3 separate regions of the Mus musculus genome follow, and all the other regions are linked to region 1. Evidence: chromatin loops called from intact Hi-C (ENCODE). Cell type or tissue: left cerebral cortex. All regions are shown on one strand.

The links. Hi-C counts contacts between places; a loop is a spot of excess contacts. Peaks named below come from ENCODE experiments on the same cell type or tissue, not always from the same donor. Only the 100,000 strongest peaks of a DNase experiment are listed, where the experiment ranks them.
Region 2: it touches region 1 in a loop (3-fold over the local background); 5 of 42 quality-filtered maps call a loop at or near these places.
Region 3: it touches region 1 in a loop (3-fold over the local background); 4 of 42 quality-filtered maps call a loop at or near these places.

Annotation. Positions count from the first base shown.
Region 1 is chr15:74,509,615-74,517,614 of GRCm38, reverse strand. Adgrb1 (adhesion G protein-coupled receptor B1) reads right to left here and starts at 1,419. Exons shown (of 31, transcript NM_174991.3): 1 at 749-1,419. In left cerebral cortex, CTCF peaks have their summits at 3,111 and 5,578 (motif pointing left); DNase peaks (open chromatin) are centred at 858, 1,379, 1,832, 3,115 and 2 more places; H3K4me3 peaks cover 1,932 bases; H3K27ac peaks cover 2,018 bases.
Region 2 is chr15:74,159,215-74,167,214 of GRCm38, reverse strand. No RefSeq gene overlaps it. Among named protein-coding and RNA genes, the nearest start is that of Gm32918, 41 kb to the left of the region's middle. In left cerebral cortex, no CTCF peak of the experiment used is centred here; no DNase peak of the experiment used is centred here.
Region 3 is chr15:74,322,523-74,330,522 of GRCm38, reverse strand. The region is part of intron 3 of Gm19859 (a long non-coding RNA gene); the gene reads left to right. Among named protein-coding and RNA genes, the nearest start is that of Gm32839, 41 kb to the right of the region's middle. In left cerebral cortex, no CTCF peak of the experiment used is centred here; DNase peaks (open chromatin) are centred at 212, 1,119, 3,815 and 4,821; H3K27ac peaks cover 3,387 bases.

The DNA.
Region 1 (8,000 bases):
CTAGGGCGTATGCGCGTGTCAGTTGTGATGGTGGGGGCGCGAGGACAGCCCTTTTTTCCGAATTTGGAGATAAGCCTCCGGGGGTCTCCTCTGCCATTGTCGGGTCTGTAGGTGAGAGCTGTGACGGGAAGTCTGGGGGCTTTTCTGCCCGCCTCCAGCTCTGTGCTGGGGGTGGGGATGAGATGCAGCCGGGCCCTATAATATATGTAACGGGCTCTGGGTAAGATCAGGGAATGGGGGACACACCGGGTTGTCTCTCGCGAGCCTCCTTGGGCCAGCATAGGGAGCCAGGTGGGGCTCCCTCAGACCCCTGCTAGCATCTCTGTGTCGGAACACCACGGGAACGCCTTCCCCAGCGCGCCCTGGGTCTGTGGGGGTAATAGAGCAGGGGGTGCTTCTCTGACTGAGCCTGCCAGGTTGGCCCGGCTCTGCCTGGTAAGGATGAGGGGGAGGTGAGGAGCACCAAGAAGCCTCTCCCACGTCCAGGGCGCCCCCTCCTCAGCCCGCCCAATGCGGGATCGCAGGGACCTGCCAGATTCCATTGCCGCCGCTAGAAGAGGAAGGGGGCTGGGGAAATGGGGCTTGGGGGGGGGCTTTCAAACTCCCGAGCTCCAAGCCTAATCCTGAGAGCTGCGAAGCTCCAAACGGCGAAGTTAGGAAGTCCGGGAGGCCATCCCTCCTCCGACCCCCTCCCAGAGCGAGACGCCCCCTTTCGCCGCGCCCCCACCCCCTTCGGAGCCGTTCTTACCTTCCCCAGCAGCAGAGGCCCCACGGGCGAGCAAGGACTTGATCCAGCGACTTGCAAAGCCCCCGGAGCGCACCGCGTCGCCAGCGGCCGAGCCGCGCGCCCGATCCGAGCTGGGGCTACTGTCGCTGCCGCCCCCGACTCGCTTTGGGCCCCGCCGAGACGTTCCCAAGAGCGCACCCGCGGGCGCTCTCAGGCTCCTCCCCACCCCCTGCCTGGCGGAGCCCCCCGGGCGCCAGAAGGGTCCGGATGCCCTGGCTGCGGGCTGTGCTGGGCGCGCGGGCCCGGAGGCTGGCCAGGACGCGGCGCGGACGCCTGTGCCGCCGGCTCGCCCGCTCAGCTCGCTCTGCCGGGGCCGCCGCCAACGCCGCGCCCGCCGCCGCCGCCGCCACCACCGCCTGCGCCCGCCGCTCCCTCTCCGGCCGCGCCGCCGCTCCGGTCCTCTCGCCTGCCCGGCTCTTCTCGCCTTTTTTCCCTTCCTGGGGGCGGGGGGGGGGGAGCGGAGCGGAGCCGGGGGCGGGGCGGCGCGGGCAGAAGGAGGAGGAGGCCGAGGACGCGGAGAAGGAGGAGGAGAGAGGCAAGCTGCTCCCCCGCCCGGCTGCCGGCGCTCCCCAATCTCTCGCTCTCTGAAACTGGATCCCGAATCGGGAGCCAGAGACTGCATTACGGATTACATCAGGCTTTATAGAGCTTCCAGATCACACATTAGAGGGGGAGCGCGAGCGGGGGGCGGGTTGGGAGGAGGGGAGCGGGATCACGGAGAAGGAGTGCGACGCTCAGGCGAGCGCACCTAAGACAGCCGACTCCTGCCCCACGCAGCAGGAAAGCCAAGAGTTGGGACTGTGCTCTCCTCCAGGAGCAGGGGAGTGGCTGCATCTGGGTGACAAGTGGTGGACCAACAAACGGATGGTTGGAGAAGAGGAGTTAAGGGCTGTGCACAGACCAATAGGTGTGTGGGTGGTGGAGGCAGGTGAATGTAGGTAGAGGCTGTCGGGAGGGTTGATGGATGGACAGGTAGCCATCAGGGTCAGGGTCGGTGGAATTGCGGAGGCGGGTGAGGGTGAGCAGGACTGGAAGAAAGTGGATTTGGTGGGTGGCACCATGGGGAGGGCTACATAGATGGGTGGGCCACGCAGATGGAAGGATGATGCATGCATAGGTGGATGAGTGGGTGGGTGGGTTGGATGAGTGATGGGTAAAGAGATGGAGTCAGAGGCAGGGACTGGGGCCCTTCCAGGGAGAGCAGGGGTGGGGCACTGAACCACTTCATTTGGGCCTGACCGGTCTAGACTTTCTGTCCTGTGATGCTGAGAGGAGGGGAGCCCGCCAGGGACAGAGTCAAAGGGGGGTGGGTTTTAAAGTGTCCCTGCCTGCCAGTTTCCATCCATGGGTGGAGAGAGACCTCAGTTGCTTTGTCTTCCATCATAAGATCCCTGGTTCCTCCTCTGTTAGGGACCCAAAGGGGTGCCTCTCTCTATAAGGTATGTTCACCCATACATCCCAGGACAACAATGGATGTGACCCAACACATATGTAGGCCACAATGCCATGTTTCAATGTCAAAAGATTTGACACTCTAGGTCTAGGCTGACAACAAGAGTCCTGGAAACCCTGGCCTCAGAAAAGTTGCCTTGTGTTCTTTTCCACCAAGATGCTTCTGCATCAGACCCCTTGCTCCTGTTTCACAATTTGTGATTTGCCCTGAACTCAAAACCTTTTGTACAGGGCCCACTACTTTGCACACTTTAGCAGACCAGTGGCAGTACCATTGCTACCCAAGGACACATGGGGTCCGGATGTTTGCATCTCTCTTCGGAGGCCACTGTCAACAACAATACAAACTCACAGCCACTGTCAGCACTCTCCCTGCCAGGTGTCAGGACCCACACTGCTGTCCTGTAACTCCCACTAAAACATCTTATCAGTTCCATCAACATCACAGTCAACCTACACCTCTCTCTCTCTCTCTCTCTCTCTCTGTGTGTGTGTGTGTGTGTGTGTGTGTGTGTGTGTGTGTGTTGGGAAGCACCTCAAGCCAATTAGATACCCAGGCACTGAACGTGGTACTCTGCATACCAGTTACTCCTGCAAGGCCTCACCTTGCAAGGGTGTCCTGAGGGACCGAGAGCAGGACCACACTAAAGCCCAGACCATCCTATTCGTCAGTACCCTGTTCACTTAGGCTTCTTGAGAAATGCCATTCTTCCCAAGGTATTTGAAATCCCAGAAAGGAGGCGGCATACCTCCCAGGAGACCTCTCACGACCCTCATCTGCTCCTGCTGGGCCTCTGAATCTTCCAGCCCCTGGAGTTTAGTTAGCCCTGCTTTGGCCTTTTTTAGCTGCAGTAACAGCCTGTGGTCACCAGGGGGCCTCTGATATCAGGCCAAGAGACAGCTGAGCAGCAGCGAGGCTGAGTCAGGATCCAAGCACTTTCCACACTTGTTTCTTGCTGATAAGAGAAGACAGCAGAAATCCCTGGCAGGGATCTGGGGATCTGACCTGGAGGCTCTTGGGGCAAGGCTGAGACCTGCTTGGCCTGGGATATCAGGGCAAAAAGGGGATATCCTTCTGAGGATAAGGGGCTAACCGTTCCTCTCCCTGTGTGGGAACTCATTCTTGCCCCTCTGACTGCTGCTCTCTGCAATTTTCCCTCACCCAAGTTTCTGATTCAGAGTCCAGACGGTGCAAGGTAAGACCTCAATGGGATCCCCTTCTATCTTTGCAGACGAGAGCAATGTCAGAGGCAGGGAATGCCACCCTGAAGCAGCCACATGCCAAGTCAACCACAGCCTCAGTTGTCCTGGTCCCCCTGTGAGCCCCCTCCACCAGACACAAGTAACTTGAAACAATTCCTCCAGCCAAATTGTTTCAGGATCCTACAACTTTAAGCCAGGGTGTTTGCCACCAATAGCTGTAGTTTACAGCCAGTAGCTTTTCTCCCAATACCCACACTAGCCTAGATCCACCAGGCACCATTCTATACCCAAATCTGTTTCCTTTCAAGTATACGGTCCTTGCTGAGAAGCCTTGAGTGATCTACTGAGCAAGCCCCAAGTGGCTGGATCCCAACCACGAGTCTCATAAAACCAGAGAGAATGAGACTCTTAGCTTGGTGCCTTCTTAGCGTCAGAAAACAGAATATGGCCACAGTTAAACTCAGCCATGACATTGAACTCACCAACCAGAAACTCTACTCCAACCTAAACTCTGACGCTAGTCGGCCTGAGCCATGATTCTATAATGATCTCATTATGCACTGGAGCAATAATAACACCTCCAGTAAGCTTTGCAGTTAGGGCAGAGTGCTTCCATTCTAAAACTCAGCAGATGCAAGGCCCTCCCCTCCGCCAGCTCCGCCCCGCCCTCCACCAATACCCTAACTCTCACCTAGCTCCCCTCTAATACCACTGCACTGTGAAAATGCCAAGATGGAATGTTGGAGGAACTGATGCTAAGAGCAGGTTTGCCTTAGCTCCCTCGTCAACGAGGCTCTGAATTCTGAGACTCTCCTAGGAAGCCTCATTGGCCTCCTTATGTGGCCCCCGGTGTTTCACAGATACCTCTGCCTCAGCCCAGCCATCAGCCAAGCCATATTTTGCAACCTCCTTGGTCTCGCTGCTCAAGGGACTCTGTTCATGCCTGGGTCCAGAGAAAGATGGTGATAGACCTTCCAGGTTCTATGCCTTGAGGCCATCCAGGGCTAATGGCAGCCAAGACAATCAAGGGGTTCCAGGAGCATTTGCCCAACCACTCTGTTTTTGTGATGCACCTCAGAATTCCTTCATCATCTCTGGTACCACCAATCTACCGCACAGACAGACTGGGGCCTCAAGGGTACTTTGTGGATACCATCCCTACTCAGGGCAAGCAGTTCCCTAGAGGTGATCACCTCACAACCACCATCCCAGGGCTCTGGGCCAGATGTGTGGAGAAAGGAGTCTGGCCTTTGTAGCCCTCTTTCCCATGTCCCCCTTTCCCCCAAATTTCCCTCCTTAGATCCCAAGGTGACGAAGGGCAGAGAAGGCTTGGCCTTTGGGTCCCAGCATCAAGGGAAGCATCTTAAACAGTCCTACTGTGATGGTGGCAGAGCCTGGTGTCCACTCTGTCTGGCTTGCCCCACACGCCACAGTGGCTAGAAACTGGAAATGTCACTTGTGGCCCGAGGATAGAAATTCATTTTTTCTGTCATTAAGTTCATTTAAATGTAAAAAGGCTCCTGTGTCACATAGCTGGTGCCTGCTGTACTAGACTGGTGTTCTGGCTGGGGCTGGGGCTACCATACCCCCTCCTCACAGGCTGCAGGGTAGAGTGCCTGACATTTGTCCTTATCTCTATCAACCCTGTGATTTCAGGTGGCTGAGCAGGAGCATCCCCAACTCTCTTTCCCTTTCCCATCCAGACCACCAGGTAAGGGTACGATACCTTCCTGAGTCCTACAGCCGGCTGGGCTGTGTCCTAGCTTCTCTGTCTTCCGGCCCTGTGAGTTCAGGAGTATTTCTCACTTTATCTGTGCTTTATCTGCTTCATCTGCAAACAACAGCAGTGATGCCTCCCAACCACCCCGTGTGATCTATGACAGACCCAAGTGAGCACATGGGTTCTCTGGTCCAAGTGGGGGTGGGGCCAGGGAGATGCTTCAGATACCCACAGGGCTCTGGTTGGTACACGAAACCTTCCTGTACATCAGAGATTCTGAAATCCGAGGCTCTCCTTCTAGGAAGCCTCACTGGTCTCCTTATGTGGCCCCGGGGTGTTTCACAGATTCTTCTGTCTCAGTCCACCCACCAGCCAGGTCAGATTCTGCAGCCTCCCTGATACGCCTGCCCTCTAGTGACTCAGTACAGACTGCAGAGCTATACCCTTTTGCCTGTCCCTCTAAGCAGCAGACATATCTACAGCCATTGGCCTCAGTCCACTAGCTCTTCTAACCCAACCCAGACTCCCTGGCCCCACTCACCTCCAGAGTCTGGGAACTGTGACTGCCCTTTTGGTTAATGCCCAGCATCGTGGGACACCCCCTTGGGAGACTGGGCCAGCTGTGTGAGTGATCCCTAAACAGGGAAGTGAGCAAAAAGCCCTCCTCCCATCCCAGGGCTCTAGCTTTTTGTGACCCTGGCCCTCAGGAGCTGATCCCGCATGGCCCAAGGATCCTGTGCAGTCTTGCATGGATAATGCCCTCTGCCTTCTCTGTGCAAGACTCAAGAGAAGCCAGGTCTTTCTGCCCCAAGTCCTGGGACAACTGTCTGACCTTATGGATTCAGGGCTCATGTAGGGCACCAGGCTTGGAAAGATTCAGTCAGGATATGTGCTTCAAATGTGCCTCAGCTGGGTCACTCAAGCACTGGTTTGCTAGGAGAGAAGACTAGAAAGTTCTGTGTGAGCTTCAGGGAAGCATGGCTAATCCTGACCAGGACTCCTTCCAGTCCACATCTGTTCACTGGCCAGCTGCTCTCGCCAAGCTGAGGAAGGTTACATTTCCTTGCACACTGGAAAAAGCTCAGGGAGGGAAAGGTGCCTGAGACCCATAGTGGCTTCCTACTGACCAGGACTCTGACAGGTTATAGGGAAGAAGTCAAAGGAAGAGACATTGGGTGAACATTTGTTGGAGGGAAGAGATGGGGGTTGGTGATGGGAGGGGGGGCAGATGCTTTGAGTTATTTCTCAATTGGCCACTGGCAAGGGCTTTAAAGCTAATTGCCTTTTCAACAGACCCTGCCCAGACCAGGGGTCCCCAGGGAATGGACCCTCTCCACAGGACCAGGGCTATATATCTTAGTAGAAGTGCCCTTCCCAAAGGGGCTCAGAATATAACCTGAGTGTTCCCTGCCCACGCCTTAGGACCTGCTCTACCTGCCCCGAAAAGCTCAAGCTATTTCTGACCACTCCCTGTTACAGCTCTCAGAGTGCAAACCAGGTGTGATCAGCGGGTTTTCCCAACTCCCCTCAGGGCCTAGGAATATTGAATGCAGGTCAGGGAGAAGCAAGGTGGCACCAGCCAGGCTGTGGAGGTGGCAAACCCCTAAGCCTCCTGGAGAGGAGGTCCCCTGAGGCCGTAAAGGCTCCTACAAATGGTGAGGCCTAGACATATATTCTGGAAGGTTCCTCAGCAGTTTCGCTGGCCTTCTGGGTTGTTCTCTACCCCACTCTGTCCTCACACAGCTAGGAGAGGTGGCAGGGCAAGGCCCCCATCCAGAGTGGGTAGTTCGGCAGCTAAAGAGGGGATGGCTGCCCAAGGTCTCACAGCCAGGATCTAGGATAGACTCCAGAGCCTGAGTCACGTGCCAGACCTGTGAAGGAGGCCAACAAGACTAACAGGGCAGAAAGGGAAGGAGGGGACATGTTCCAGGGAGAGCATGAGGCACTTCAGAGAGCTGTGTGTGCATGCATGCGTGTGTGTGTGTGTGTGTGTCTGTGTGTGTGTATTGCTAGTTATGGAACCCAGGGCTTCATGCATGCTTGGCAGGTATTCTATAACTGATCCACATCTCCAGATCCGTAGAGAGAGCTCTGGCCTTTTTACCGTCTGAGTCTGGGCCTGGTCACATACTTATCCCTGGTTATCTCTGTCTGTAGATTCAGCTCCAATCCACTAGCAGTGCCTTGGTTCTGAGTGTGTGCTGATCCCTACTCTCACACTGAGCCCTAACTTCTCATCACTGACTGAGAGGTCATTGAGTACATACTGATCCCAGATCGCTGCATGCCCTCGATTTCCGACTGATTTATAAAGGTGGGCACATATTTAGGAGCATTAATCAAGCCCTGAATCTAGGTTAGTCACTGCCCCAGGATCTATGATCATAGACTAAGTCCTGGTCCTCCTTTCACTGATGCCTGAAGATGAGCGCCGACTGTGGTCATAAAGTTTATCAAACCTCTTTTGGGCCTGGCATCTTGCCCACGTTAGCCAACTTCCTACCCTGGTTCCTAAGGCTTCAAGACATCTGCACACAGTTGCCTCAGCTGCCCCTTCAGGCCCCATATCTGGACTTAGTGAGCCCCCAGGAATACAGAATGCCAAGCTAGGTCTCATTGGAAGGGGTTTAGGCATTTAATAAACAGCACAGTGAAAAATCAATACAGGCAGGCCGACAGATCTGGAAGCCAACGGGAGCAGGCTGGAGGTGGGCTTGACTGGCTCTGTGTGCTCACCTGCTCAGCCTTGGCATTGCATTGGCTTCCTGTATGTGGACCATCAGTTAGCCTGTCTTGGGCAGAGGCCATGTTCCTACCTTCCATGACTCCTGCCCTTTT
Region 2 (8,000 bases), 350 kb after region 1:
CCTACAGTGCTCAGTGCCTCTGAGTCTCATTATTGATCTGGGGGTGACTGATCAAGGGCTACCTAGGAGAGTGGGCAATGGGTTGAAGGAGCTGAGATCTAGGGGAGGCTACATAGAAGCTCAGTAAATACCAGTGGTTACTTCATGGTTCCCATCCTGCTGAAGAGATATCCATCTTTTGGGTGTCAGCACAGGGGAACAGTCTACATAGATGACTGAACCCAAGTGAATAGGGTGGAGAGTCCTTCAGTGGTGAACCTCAGTGGAGGGTGACCTTGGCACAGGGGCTCTGTATGGTGGGAATTTAAAACTCAGAACTCACTGACTGTCCCTTCTCAGGGAACACCAAGCCCAGTCAGAGGAAAGGCCTGGTCACAAACTACTTCTGTTGTTCAGTGTATGTGACCAAAGCACCTCACAGTCAGTGACCCCCAAAGAGAAAAGGTGAAGTGGAGATAATAACCTGGCTGTTGACTGCCTTGATCAGAGCTCAGTGGGATGCTGGCCTAGCTATGCAGAGGGGCAGGGACGTTGGTGACTTGTAGTTACCTGGCAAGATTCAAAAGGCCTTGGTTCAGTCTCCTCTCACCTCCTGCTCTGTCATTTTCCTGCACAACTGAGGACAGTGTAGGTTGTGTCCCCACAGAAGTCTCAGATAAGGAACATCGGGTTTCTGAGAGGTAGGCGGGACTCCAGCTGTGGTCAGTAACCAACTGTGTGGCCCTAAGCAAGTTGCCTACTTCTGACAGGAGGCACCATGTCCAGTTCCCAGGGCCAGTGTGGTAAAGAAAGATGTGAGGTCATGGCTAGGGCTCAAACAGGATCACCTCTCTAAATGGTGACTACAGCCCTAGAGGCACCTACACAGGAGCTGCTGGGATTCCAGTTTCTGAGGGAGACAGAGTGAGCAATGCATCTCAGCATTGCCTCAGTTTCCCCATGACTCATGAACAAGTTGGAGGAGATTGCCTGCCAGCTTGCTGCAGAGTGAGTTTACATTTCATCTCCTTACCTGGTAGAAGCACCTGGAGGACTAAACTGGGTTTTAAAGGCCACACTCCCTAGAGTGTCTTTGAAAAATGAGACTGGTCAGGATTGATGGGGGCCAAAGGGAGTAGCTTGGACTCTGGTAGATCTGCATGCAGGTGAGCCCCTGCTGCTGCAGGGCCTTTAAAAATTTGCTTTTCCTGTGACACCCTGGTAGTGAGTGACAGCTGTAATTGGATCTGACGACACAGTTGTCAGCTGTCAGGAAGAGAGAACAGGAGATGACTGCGTGGCTCATGACATCCACATGGCATGTGACAGCCATCAGGAGAATGCAGGAGGCACGTACTATAGGTGAGATGGAGGAATGGGTATCTCACCTTCAAGAAGCCTATATGGGCTCTGGGGAGGGTGGAGAGGATATTCAAGGCTATCATCAAAGACCTTGGTCCCATCCTCCTCCTAGGCCTGTTGCTGGTTTACCAGGAGGTTAATAAATAGAATAGGTTGAGGAAAAAAATCCCTGTCACCCTGTCACTGTACACTCTAGAGCACAGCACTCTCCATCAATGTGATAGTCCTTTGGGGCAAATTCAGAAAGCTAGATTGGAAACAGACAGCTTACCATTCTTGCTTTGATATGTGTGTCCTGCCATGAAGACACTGTGGTCCTCCTGGACAGATCTTCATGACAAAGTGGAGTCTAGCCATCTATCTATGTAGGGGTCACTGACAAGAGCTAAACCATGTCTCCAAATTCAGACACAGAAACCCCCAACAGTACCTGGGAGCCGGTTGTGGAGTCACACCCTGGGCCAAGATCATTCAGAAGTCAACAGGGTATCCTTAATCCCATGGAATATGAGGACCCAGAAGTGTAGGGATTGAGCTTTCAAGGAGACAGGGCTAAGATGGTTGGCGCAGCGAAGGGCAGAAGCCTCAGAAGGAACTTGCCCTGCCAACCTTCCTCTTGGGCTTCAGCTTCCAGACTGGTGAGGTTCGGATATCTTCTGTATAACCTCTCAGTATAGCAATTTGTCACAGTGGCTGTCATCAGCACATGAAAGGAAAATACCATATTCAAAAATCCCAGGTCAGGCCAGTACAGTCCTCAGTGAGTAAAAATTCAGTCCCATGCCTCACGGAAGGTTCTGTGAGCTCACAGCTCCCTGATGGATGTAAGATGCTGCTATAAAGATGAAGAGAAGTCAAGACCTATAGGTGGGGGACAGCCCCTAAAAGGACCACTGTCCTTTCATATGACCCTGTGGTGTATGGGGAAACACACACACACACACACACACACACACACACACACACACACACACATCTTGTTGAAGTGACTGGAGCTGAATGAGATCTACCCTCCCCAGGAATCTCACTGCCCAGCAGTGATGAAGATGTGAGCAGGGCCTGGCAAGATGCTATTATGCAGCTATTAAAATGGATGAGGCCCAGCGTGGTACAGTGACCCGAATGATGGCCTCTGCAGATTATTACGTGAGCCAAGAGTCTCTGGGGACAGAGGTTGTGGAATTCCATTCTGGTTAGAAAAGGAAGGCTGCATATGTACACATTTACACATCTAAATACACAGACATATATCACACACACACACACACACACACACACACACACACACACACCACACACATATGCACACGCATATATACACGCCCACATGCACTGACCCGTGTTTGCATGAGGTTAACCCAAACAAGCTAATGGGATAGCTGACGTTTCATCTCTGCAGTGACCTTGGTGGAACGGATGCAGAGAATGGGGCCTGATTCTTGTCTATGCTCGGTCCTATGTCCTTGAGGCTCCTGAGTGATGTGGCATTTGTCAAAGGGAAAGTACACAAAGAAAAGCCAAAAGGACAGCAAAGAATGGTGGGGAGGAGCCACGCCAAGGCAGCTTAGGCCAGAGGTGAGGAAGCAGTCCACAGAATGGGCTCTGGGGCTTCAGAGCACCCTGCCTGATGTCTGAGGTGATGAGAGGTCCCAATATTACACCTCTCAGGTTTTGTGGAGACTGGAGGAGACAGGGGAGAGGCCCAAAGGTAATGGTGCTCAGAACTTAACTGGCAAGGCTGCCCGGAAGGATTTCCATGGGGCCCAATGGATATAGGAGCCTGGCACAGGACACAGAGGGTAATGGGACTCCAGGAAGCAGCCTTTAAGCTCAGGCCTCCAATGTATGATGGCTAGGCTGACAGACAGGCAGGTAGGGGCTTCAAATACAGGGACTTCTGACTGCCCAGTAGCCAGTGACTCTATCACTGGACGGTCCCTCCCTGAGATAGCCCTGTCCACTATGACTTTGCTGCCTGGTTCCCTCTGCAACCTCTGAGGGTACTAGAGGAACGACTCCTGCTAGCATCTGCCCAACTGTCCAGCTGCTGATATTCCCCAAAGCATTTTCTCTTTTCTAAAATCCATTCTTTCTTATGCTTGGCTAATGTCTTCCACCTCCTCCTCTTCCTGCCCCCTTTCCTCCTAACTCCAAGCTTCCGTGGTTCTCTGGGGTGCTTGCTTCCTAGTTGAGCCTTCCCAGCTGCCTATTCTGGCTACCCTTTCTGTGTCAGGTGGCCATAGCACCTTCTAGTAAAGCTATGGCAAGGTGGGAAGGCACGTGCTGGCCTGTTCTTCTTCCACCTCAGAAAACATACTAAAGGACACTGCATATTCTGAAGCCAGTGAGCAGTGGCTCCTTCCAGGTCACAGCCAAGGTTATTAAAGCCTCATGGACCCTAGCCCAAGTCACCGGGGGCCTTCATGGATACCTGCTGAGCCAGAAGACCAGCTTGGCAGTGGGTATAGGCTGGCTGGTTGCACTGTTCAAATCTGACCTATCTCGATGAACAGCAAGACCTGGGCATAAGCAAAATCTCTGTCCTGCTTTGGGCTTCGGTTTCCCTGTGTACAAGAGCAAAGTGGTTGGAAGGACACTGTGTGGGGACCACTGTAAGTCCCTTCCATCTCATGTCTCGGCCCCAGCACAGAGACCAAGGTTAAGTGGCTCCTTATTAACAGAACTTCCCTGTATGATAGTGTGTGGAGAAATAGTCCTGGCCTGTACCCAAGAGATGCTGTTCTCTCTCTAACCATACCACCAGACATTGCTACATGGCTCTGGGGGAAGAATTGCCCCAATGGGGTTCCCTTGCCCCCAAAGTCTCTTGTGATCTTGATTTAGGACGCAAACCCAGACTTCAGAGGTCTCTGAATTCCCAGATAAACGTGCAGAACACCGAACATGTGAACTTTGTAGAAAAGAGATCGCAGAGGCCAGAGACCCTAAAGAGGTGCACACACTCCCAGATTGAGAATTGCTGTGATTTGTGTACTTGCTTCAGCATCCATGCAAATAAAATCCTGGCAGATACACTTGTTCCTGGAAAGCTGTGCTTTCTCTTGGGCTCTGTCACGTTTCTTGACCCTTATCATCCCTCGTCTTCCCCTCCCTCCACCACCTCTCAGTCTCTTTAGAAAAATCTCTTCCACAAATTGCTCCTTTATCTGAAGTATTCCTACCGGGTTTCTAAAGCCGGTTGATGGAAGAGAGCTATTACATATGCAATCGCCTGCATTTATTTACATATCAGCAGCAAAAGGGGGGCCAATTTTTCATCTGGGTGACACAGCTGTGCTTGTAAAAAGGGCGTCTATTAAAAAGGCCGTCGCTGGGTACAAGCTGCAGAGTCTAATTGGCTTCTTGGGGACATTTTTTTATTATTATTATTTGCTGGGGGAACTGTTCATTTGAGCAAACGATATTAAACGACTATTGTCTCAGTCTTTAAGGAATTACCAGCTGAAAAACAACACAGCGATGTCAGCCGTCGCGTAACAAAGGCTGGCCGTGCGCGGGCCTGTCTTTGCTGATCGATAATAAGCTGGTTTCAATGCTGACGCCTCGAACTCAGCTTCTGCAGAACCTACAATTAGCTGGCACGGGTTTTCCTTTCCCCCTTTACGACTGCCATAAGAAACAGGGGGGATCGGGTAGAAATGAGGGCTCTCGGGAATGCCTGTTGAATTGTGTGTAGGTGAAGAGGCACACATGGTGGCCGGAGGGCCTCACGGTAACTGCAGCCTTGCCAGACCTGACCCTGCAAGGTTGTCTCTGGAGCCTTCTCAGCCCTGACAAATGACAAAGCAGAACTGAGGGAGAGGCCCATACAGTCAAGCACTTAAAATTCTGTCGCATCCCAAAATTACTCCTGCTTCGGGTTTTTGTGCATGTAAAGTGGGGGTGACAGTAATTCCCACCTCGTAGGCTGCTGCGAGTCTTACAGGGACTAATGAGTGTGACAGCCCGGGACAGGCTCTGGGACCACGTGTTTGCTATTGTTACTCCCGGCTCACTCTGAGAGCTTTGCAGAGATGTGTGTTACCACAGTAAAAAAAAATGAGGCTAAGCCGAGGTTCTCAGTGGCATGATTTTATCACCCCAGGGCACTAGCGGGGTTTAGGGACACCTGGCTATCACATCTAGGTGGGAACAAAGTGTTTAGTGCAAGGAGGTCAAGGCTGATGCTGGACAGAGTGACCACATTTGTCGGTAGGATGGTCCTCCCACAGTGAACAGGTCAGCCACACCTAAGTTGAGCAACCTGGATAGGAGATAGCAGATGAGAGGGGTCAAAGGTCGAAGGTCGAAGTAAAGTGTCAGAGTCAGGAGAGAAGGAATGATGGACTTTAGAGCCCAGGCCTCTTCTTTGTAGGCCCCTCAGGGTCACATGTGAAAACTCTGTAACATGGCTACATAAGCTTTCCGATAACTTCATCAACTCCCCCAGATCCTGATAATGTCTGAGAGGCCAGCGCTCCAGGGTTTGGAGAGAATTACAGCTCAGGGTCTGTGGTGCTGAGTGTCCTCCATGTTCACCTCTGTCCCTGTGGGGCTCCAGGTGAGCCCCTACTACGGACTTTGAACCTCTGACCTCTGTGGTGTGGAGAACATGAGCCAGAACCACTTGAATGGAGCAGCCTAGGCTAAGACAGGTGCTCAGAGAGGAGCTTGGGGTCACTGGGTGGCTCTAAACCTCCACAGCCTCAGCTTCATAATGAGGTGGGTCATTGTCCCTTTTTTTTTTTTTTTAGAAAGGTGTACCTTCTGCAAGTGTGCAGCTCCTGCCAGCCCAGTGCCTCTGACACAGAGGATTGATATTAGGGCTACCACATCTTATCTTCCTGCTTTATTTAAGCAAACCAGAGAGGCTCACCATGGGCTGAGAGGAAAATGGGATGCCTGAGGAACCAGGTAGATCCACCAGACTCTCTCAGCCTCTGTCTTGTCCTCCCTATCACGGTAGAAGTCAGCCACACTGTCCATGTATCAGCCCCATAGCACCCTCCTGGGTGGTACTCACACCAAGGCCGTGAGGTAAGGTGAGCTTCCTATGGAGCTGAAGACAACCAGGCCTGGAGTTCAGAGCAGTTCTGGGGAGTGGACCTCCACAGAGCCCATGTTCTCAGAGCTGTTTTCTTTGAGCTGGGAGCCCATGACTCTTCCCTGCCCACTCTGGCCTCCTTGGTACCGTCTCTAAGGCTGTCAATGCAGCTCTAATTAGGCTCACTGATGACACACACACACACAGAGTTTTTGTGACTTTCCCACCACCGACTCCTTTGTGCAGCTCACGAAAAGCCCCGAGGTGGTTTGCATCATGCTCCTGAGCCGCCTCTGGGGAGAGAATGTGACATGTGGGATGCATTGATGAGAGGCAGGTTCGGGGCCTTGAGGACTCGTAAACACACGGGGGAGAGAAGTGGGAGTGGAAGAAACCAGCCATCAGCCCATAGTTTACCTGCCATCACCCGCATCCCACTCCCACCCCATCAGCTCAGGTCAGAGCCCCTGCCTCGGGAAACTTCTAGAACCATGCACAAGTACACAGAAGTTGGCTGAGGAAGTTCTGAAACTCCAGGGAGGATGACCCTGGAGTGACCTCAGAATGAAAACATAAGGTTTCAGCAGACCAATATGCCATCGTGTGGATTTTAACTGCAGGGTTTAAAATAACCACTGGTCGGTCAGATATCTAGAGAAAGCATCTGAATGACCAAGATAGGATGTGCGAGCTTTATGTGGAGACTGGAATGTGGGCAAGGTAGTGACCTCTGGTGATAAGCTTTCTATAGCCATGAGATCAGTAGTTCTCAACTTGTAGGTCTCGGTCCCTTTGGGGGTTGAATGACTCTTTCACAGGAGTCTCCTAAGACCATTGGAAACCCAGATATTTACATTACATGACAGTAGCAAAATTTCAATAAGTCTATGGTTAGGGGTCACTACAACATGAGGAACTGTATTAAAGGGTCACAACATTAGGAAGGTTGAAGGCCACTGTACGAGAGGGTCCCTGAGCCTCCTGTGACAGCACTGATGATGGAGCTATTTGTTGGGCAAGGCATATCCAACAAGGAATCTATTCTGTGGCTGAGGTATAGCTCAGTGATTAGAACTTGTGGTTAGATACAGAGTTTGATCCCCAGCAACAAGTAAAGGGCCAATATTGAGAAAATGAGAAGCCCCAGGGTGAATATGTTACCCTATCTTTTCAACCCAGTGTGGTAAAGCCCCTGTCTCACTGGGCCACCAGGTGGGGGCATGAGGCAAATCTGTACCATGTTTCCCATCAGTATCCTGAAGACAGTAATGGCTTAGAATCCAGATGAGTCTACATTCCTGGGGTCTGTTTAGAATGTCTCCTGATTGATCTGGTAGAAGATATCCAGAGCCTTCTGTCGGACAGAAAGATCCCGTGCTTCCTCCAGAGACAGCCACAGGGATAATATTGGGTGTAGCGGTGGTGATGCCCACCCCATGCACCCTATAGGACACCAGCTTCTTTCAGGCCGTGGTGCTACACAACTGGCAAGGACTTCAGCAATATCCTACACGGCATACGAGTCCTTGTTGTCTCACAGTGGCCTGGAGAGGTTTGTCTGCTCGCTCTACAAGGCGGGAGTGGTCTTTTTCTGGCCCTGGCCTGGTGCACAGTG
Region 3 (8,000 bases), 190 kb after region 1:
CTTTCTGAGTGCAGGACAGTAAGAGTGAGGATTGATAGCAGGGTAAGGAAGGAAGGGGCTGTGTGGCTGGTGGAGGCACGGTAGCTGGGCTTCTTAGCTGATTTAGCATGGTAGGCTAGAACCTGCCTTTTAAGGGCTGGCCCTGTTCCCTCCTTTCAACTCCAGATCTGTGCTGTGCAGAGCCAGGGTGTCTGTGCTTACATCGGCTGTCAGGCTGAGCTGAATCTCAGGTTCCCTGCCTCTGAAGTGAGGCAGCTAGTCCAGGCAGCTGAATAAGAACGAACTCCAAGTACAGTGGATTAACTCAGCAAATGGGGAATTCTGACCACATTTTTGCTGGAACCCAGGCACCTGTGTGGGTTTTACAGCTGAGGATTCATCCAAAGGCATGGCCAGGTCTGGGATTTGCCACCCAAACCACTTATGGGTCTTGGCAGGCTCAGTCTTTGTCTCCTTGACCTCTCCACAAAGCTGCTTTGGACACCCAGCTGGTTTTCTGGGATGCAGGAAAGAATGAAAAAGACAAGCAGGTCATACCAGGCTGGAAACACAGGCTTGGAGACCTCACAGTGATTCTGTCTACTCCCGGTCAATATCAAGGAAAGGGAACAGCCTAGGGTTATATGCACCATCTCAGAGATGCCCACCACTCCAGCAGCACCTGCCTGGTAGTACAGTCTTAAGAATAAGGGAGACTTGTCTCCAAGCCTTGTGCTGCTGTGCTCAGCAGGTGTGAGCCATCCCCCCACTGCATGCAACTTCTTGCTACATCACAGCTCAGTCCATTAGCACCACTGCCTGTGCCATCCCAGGCTCTCTCTGGGTGTCAGGGACACGTTGATGAATGAGATGGGGCTCCCGCTGACCCAGAGGATCCCACAATTAAAACAACCTGGGTGCAGACCAGGTTGGATGGGTCAGGGGACAGCAGAGGGAGTTGCAGAAGCAGCAATAGGAAGAGCGCTAGAACCCATGTCTGCATCCCTAGGAGGCCGGCCTCCTGGCCAAGCCCCTCCAGCTTGGCCAGACTCAATCCACCGATTAACCTCGTGTTCAGAACTACTGAGCCATGAATCGCGTGGGCAGGCGGGTGTGTGTTGCCTTTAAACGAGCCTTATGTAACAAGGCTGTTGGGAACAGCGGACTCCAGCACAAGCCCTTCTTTTAAAATAGATCGCTTGTCTTTATATAGCCGAATGAGTCTTTGAGTCTTTCTTCTGGTGCTGCCGTCTTACAGAGGCGCTGATGTAGGTCAGATATTGCTTGGTGAGAATTAATTAATCTATAATTGTATCGAAGGAAAGCGAGAAAAACAAGCAAGCGCTCCAACTACCCATGGAGCCTAGGAATAAGCATTCCAGTCAGGGTCTGGGGAGGACTGGAGGCTGCTCGGTCCTTGTGATTCCTGCTGTCCACCTTACTGCCCCCTCTCTGCCCACAGCCTTAACTGTACAAAGGATTAGCTCCCATCCTGCTTCTGGAGTCCCCAGAGTCCCTCTGGTCCCCAGTCCCACAACCCAACCCTAGTATGTGGTAACCACCTGGATGTTCTAGGTCACCTGTGTCATGAGGCCTGACTCCCCTAGTCCCACTAAGCTGTCCCTTCCTGCTTGCTTTGTGCCCTGGCTCTTGCTCCCAAGCCACCTGGCCTGGTGTGTTTTCTGTGAAACTACCCCTTAAAGGTCCCACACATCTTCACACTATTTGCACTCTAGGTCAGTCCCCACTCCCCACTTATGTCCCATCTCTCAGGTTTTCTGGCTGCAGTGTCACTTTGATCCCCAGCATAGCTAGAAGAAATTCCCAGTTTCTACCCTCCCAGCTCCTGTGGAGCTGGGCCCCATGAGAATAGTTCTGGCCCCTGTAGCATGTTCCATGGAGATGATCACAGCCTAGGGTCTCTCAGGAGGCTGAGGTCCTTTAGATCACTGCTGCCTAAGTGTTTGGGAAAGTAGGCCCTGGCAGTTTTCTGTGCAAGGGCCCTGTGGTTGTTTCATTACTTGTTAATGATGTCATACCCAAAGTGACCAGAGTCAGAGATATCATCAAGGACTCCTTTTCCCACCTCTCACTTACAGATCATTTATCCCGAAACCTGTCACCAGACATGGGCTTCAAGTGCCTGCTGGCTTCAGAGAGGATATAGAACCTTCTAGACTTAACTCAAAATGCAGGTGGATCTGGGCGAGACATGAGAATCTCTGCGGGGGGTGGGGGGGTAGGGGGAGGAAACAGATGCTGTAAGCATCCTAGGTCGAAGTCAGCTGTTTTTTGGCTTAGCAACCACCAGTGCTGAAGCTACCTGGGCCCTTGACGCTACCACGTGGTCCATCCAGGTCCTCTCTGCCTTGAGAAACTGGGGCTCCACAGTTCCTACTATAGAGTACCAAGCCCTGTTGCAATTATGGGGCTCTTGGGAATGGGAGGGCTGGATTTTCTTTTGTGGGTGCACAATCCATTTCTCATAACTTGACGTTAGCAGTGCCTGCCTTTCCCTGAGCAGCCAAGTGACCACCTACCTCAGTGACCCTTAGGGGTCTGCATGTAATACTTGAAAGCCCAATGGATCCCCGCCATAGCTGGGAGGAGGGTTTGTCTGTCAATAGCCAATCCTGAACCTGAATGAGTAGAGTGTAGACACCCAGAAAGGCTTTCCCTCCCTCCTCGTTTCTCTCCTTCCCTTGATCCCAGATGGGAAAGAACAGGGGTCAAACTGCAGATCCACCCTTAAGAGGTTTAGGGCAGAGCTGATATCCCTTCCACATCTTTTCAGTTGGAGTTTGGCTGTGGATGTGAAGCTGTGTCTACAGAACTGGGCTTCTGTGAGCAACGTAAGTCTGGGCCACCTGGGCTCTGCTTCAGCCCAAAGCATCACCATATACTCACATTTGTGGAAGGGCGGTTCCAACAACCCGTGGGGTGCCGCTCTGTAACCTTGGGTATGCCCAAACTGGAGGTGACACCTTCTTGTCTGGGGGCCTGGGAGTCCTAGGCAGGACTTCCTCACTCTGCCTAGTTTAGCTTCTCACAAAAAATCTACAACCCCAAGACTGACCTCCTCCACAAGGGGAGAAACTGAGGCTGGGGAGTCAGTGTGGTCCCATGGTCACATAGCTGGAACCTGACATTCTGAGTCTCCATGTATAAAGGAACAAAGCTTTGCTTGGGAGGTTTTTAGCTTGGGTCCTTGGGCCTTATTGGCTTAGGTGGGTCTTGGGTGTGTTGAGGGTCCAGTTCCATAAGGAAATCTGAAGAATAGCCAATTGGATTTCCTCCTTTTGTGTTTTCTGGGCAGGTCTATTAGGCACATGTGCCCCAAAGGCTGAAAAGCTGCCAGCTGTGTGCCCAGTTAGTCACCTCACCCCTCAAAGACTCAGCTTCCCACTTCATAAAATGGGGCCATTGAGAAGGCTAGATATGAAAGTTGTGGGACGGTTGCTACCACGATACAGCACATCCCATATCTGTATGCCCTCCCTCCCACAGCAGTGAGTCTGCTCAGGTTCTGCTCTTTTCCTCAACAGTCTCCCCTCCAACCCCCACCCCACCCCCACCCCAGGAGCCTGCATGTTTCTGCCTTTGCTCCCTCCTGGCTGTTTTGTTCCTGTTCTCTGTCATACAAATGTCAAGAAAGAATTTAAATGAGGGGAAACTGCCTCAAAGGTTGTGTTTCTGGCAAGATTTCAGATTCTGGTGACTAGGGGGCCCGTGCAGGGCCTTCCTCAAATGACAGCACAGCAAGGCAGGGAGGCACGCCAGTGTGGGGACATGACAACACCCACCTCTTGCTTCCTGGTTCCCACAGTAGCCTGAGGCGTGTCGCGTTGGTCTGGTCAATGCACACCCAATCAAAGAATTGGGGCCTGACCCAGAACCTCCGGATCCTGTCCCATCCCTTTTCTGTCTCTGATCCTTCCAAATCCTTCTTGGGGCCTCTTCAGGTAATGCTCTCCCATCAATGTGCTGATCCCTGCTAAGGCTGAGTTGGCTGCTGGGTCCCCCAGCTCTGTCTTGATCAGCAAGCTTCACCCACTGTGTGTCATCCCCACTCCACACCAAAAGCTCTGGTTTGCTCAGGATCAGTGGTCTAGGTGTCTTCCCAGGAACACTTGCCTGGCGATATAAGGAGTTCAAAACCAGGGACAGAGAAGACTCTGAGTTTGATCCTGAGGGCTCACGCAGGCCGTGAAGCACCTGTTCTGGCTTCTGATAGCTCTTTCAGGGGTGGCAAGTGAGGTTTGTGGGTACAGAAGCACCAGACAGTAAAGAGAGGTTAACCCATTATCAGTGGCAGAGGTATCCTAGAACCAATGGAATGGGGTCCTGGCAGGAGGGGACCCTAGAGTGGAATCATAGGAGTTGGAGGGAGGAAGAACATTGGGAGGAGCCAGGCAGACAAGATGGATATGAGAAGTCTGCACAGGGACCACCCTCCAAGTCTGCATTGGCAGTCATGGAGATTCAGATTAGTACTCAGGAATCAAAGTCTGAAGTTCCCCAGGATGGAGTGTTGGTCCTGAGTTTGGGAGGGACTTGCCTAGATTAGGGAAGATTTGACCTGAGTGGTTTCTGGGCTTCTGCCCCAGGGCTCATCCTCTTGTAAAGCAACGAGACTGAAAACAGCCTAGCTCGAACACACAGCACACAGCACACACCTCTCTGGCTGCCTTCAGCTCCACTGGGGAGAAACGGGAGAGCAAGGGGTGGCAGTCGCAAGAGTGGAGCCTGTGGAGGTAATTAATCACTTTTCAATTAGCATTCAGGAGCTGCTGTCTGAGGACTCGGAGTAGGCTGGCTCTGCATTGCTGTGCCAGGCTCCGGATGCAATTTTATAAACGTTGTGAGCTGAAATAGCAGCTCTAAGCTGAGCAGGCATCCGAACCAGAGAGACATGGAACACAGCAGCAAGGGGTGGGGCGGGGTAATGAGGCCTGTGCCTGGAACAGAACCCTGGGCTGCCCTGCTGCATGGAGGACTAGTCCAAAGGTGTGGGAGGACTCTGGCATACAGCTGGCACTCCATAAATGCTCCCAGTACATCCCGGTGGGGATATGGATATTTTCGGGGCAGGTGGAGATTTATAAGTGTTCTGAGGGGTAAGCTCTGCTCCTGACCCTTGCCTGTTGGCTAAGTACCATGTGGGTCTTCACTGGCCTCCATTTTTCACCTTCTCCCAGGGAAGAGGCTATGCTGACCACTTTACAGATGATGGCTCACAGCAGAAACATTGCAGGGATTGTCCTGGGCAATAGACTGATTGTGGAGTGCTGCCTGCAGTTGATAGCCATTCACATCTTGCTGCATCCTTACCTTTCCAGAAATGGGGCAAGACCTCCCTGGGGCTGGGGGATGGAGACCAAGCTGGCATCCTCCTGAAGGTACAAGTTAGAGAGACAGATCCTTGTATGCTCCCTTCCTTGCCTCAGAAATGGTTCCACAGTTGGCAGGTACCACTGTTGGGAGCCATGTCATCTGGGGATAGAGGGAACGTCAAGGATTGTCTCTGAGCCACAAATCTCCTTTTTGGGCAGCATACAGAAGATAGGACAGTGGATAAACACCAAGGGACCTGGGTCAGGCATCTGATCCTCTAACAACTTGACCTCTGGCTCCTGCCTCCAGACAGAGCTCATTTCTGTTGTGAGCATCTTCCACTTCTGTTGTGCTGGCTCAGGAGATCAAGGCAATATGGAAGTAGACACCACGTTACAGTTAGGAAGAAGCAGCTGGTGAGGAACTTCCAGGCACAGGCCCCACTGTGGAAAACATAGTCCCCACTGGCTGGAGACCTAAGCTAGACACCCAGAGGGATTGGGGAGGGGACCTTGGGAGAGCTCAGGGTTAGGTCAGGTTGCCAGGGTGAAAACCACAGGTAGTCCTTGGGGGTTGGGTATGATAAGAGTCAGATCGGAGGAGACACATGCTTAGGGGCTCTGTGTTTCTCGTGGGACTTAAAACTGTCACCAGACATGACTACTCAACTTCAGACAGGACTATAGGCCCAGATGAGTATCTTCTCTGTAGCCTACCCAAGCCACAGCCCCACTTTGTCAGTGGTGGAGGAAGGGCTTTTGCAAACAGACGTCCCAGATCTAGGTCCAGACTGAGCTTGGTGGCAGGGTAAGAGAGAGGACAGCTGGCATGTGGTTGGGTCCCCAGAACACAGTTTCTACTCTCAGGACGGGAGGCTTCTTCAGTGAGCACTTGTTGACTCCCCATCACTAAGATACATGTTATTTGTGTGTTCCTGTGATAGGGCGTGGCCTATGGGACTAATAATTTGTCTCACTGGGCTGTGGTTCCCAACATAACAACCAGTGACCAGTTTTCCATGGTTTTCACTAGGATGGGACGCAGATGCCTCTTTGCAGAACTTCTGTCTCCAGCTCCAGTCTGACTTTCCACAGTAATTTCCTTATTACCCGGAATTAGCTTGCAAATAGCAGAGGAAACTTCAAGGTCTGTCTTCCTAAGGAGGCTCATCAGGCCCCATAGAAATTCAGATCAGAAGCCACAGTGTCCCTGCTGCTCAACAGGCACCCACACTCACGTGCCACTATTAATCCTTTATAAATAACTTGATCTTCATCAGGCACATATTATTTATGACAACGGTTGTATTATTTAGATGTCAGCAGCGTCATGTTAATTACAGCTGCTGGGGCTGTCAGTGGCACAGAGGTTCAAGGTGGTAGGGAGACCACAGCCCTTCATCCTCCTGTCCTCCCTTGCCTGTTCCGAGTGGGCGGGCGATGGACAGCCAGCTGACGTTTGTGTCAGTCAGTGGATGTTACAAGAGCAATTCTCTGTGGCTAGGGCTTGGTCATTCAGAGTTCTGAGATGGTAGAACCTGAAACCAGGTCTATGCAGGATAGAAGAGGTCTCTTGCTAAAAGGGGAGTAGTCAGTGCTTGTGAATGGGTGCTTAGTCTCCAAGGTGTGTGTGTGTGTGTGTGTGTGTGTGTGTGTGTGTGTGTGTGTGTGTGCATGCAGGAGTGTATGGGTACACACAGTGTCCATTACAGACCTGCTGGCTGTCATCTTAACCTGCCATTGTCACAGTCAGGTCCCTCTAGACCCTTGCTCCAGCCTTCAAAGAGTTACTGGGGACCAGGCTACCTTAAAGCTACACTGACGAGGTGCCAGCTATAAACCATGTGTTTTCTTTAACGTAATTCATTTTCTAGTTAAGAGCCAGTGAAGGGGTGGACCAGTGTTTGTGTGTGGGCTCTGTGCCTCTCACCACATGCCTGGCCCAACCCCTGGTTTCCCTGTGGCTGTCTTCTTGAATGGCAGCTAGGGTGCTATGAAACAGGTCAACTGTGGGAGTCATGACACATGGCCCGTGACTTACAGAACATAAGCTTCATAGTCCAGGCTAGTGTGTGAGATTGTGGCATGGGCAGGTCAGCCCCTCAGAAGCCTTGCTCTCGGCTGTGTAAACAGAGTGATCCCCCTGCATCCTCACCTGGGTGTCTGTCTATTTGTGTGTGTTTATGTCCTGGTCTTCTTTCTCATAAGGTCATTGGTCATAGCTCCGCTTAAATACTCTAACGGCAAACACTATTTCACTCTGTGGTCCTGGAGTCGGGACTTCAATATAAGATGGTGGAGCCCAATCCTGTCCCAGACACACACACCCAACAAGTCAGGTTGCCTAATTTATAGCCACAGAGTAGCTGTAGGGAAACACATGGCCAGTTCTGGTAAGTTCTTAGTGTGGATTTATGCACATCAAGACTTGGAAAGTTATCATTGACCTCTGAACCTCAGTTTCCCCACTGTGCTGTGAGCATGTGATTAGTTCTCTCACCAGCTCGTTCTGGAGATGAAGAAGAGACCCTATCATCAGATGATGAGTACCACTGAGTGGCATGTGCGGATGTGTACTGGTCACCCCTTAAAGCTGCCCAGTTGTCCAGACCACTGGGGTAAAAAGCCAGGCTGGGTAGAGGAGATCTGAGGTGCGGGCAGGACGGTGGCCTTGTTCTGGGAGACACA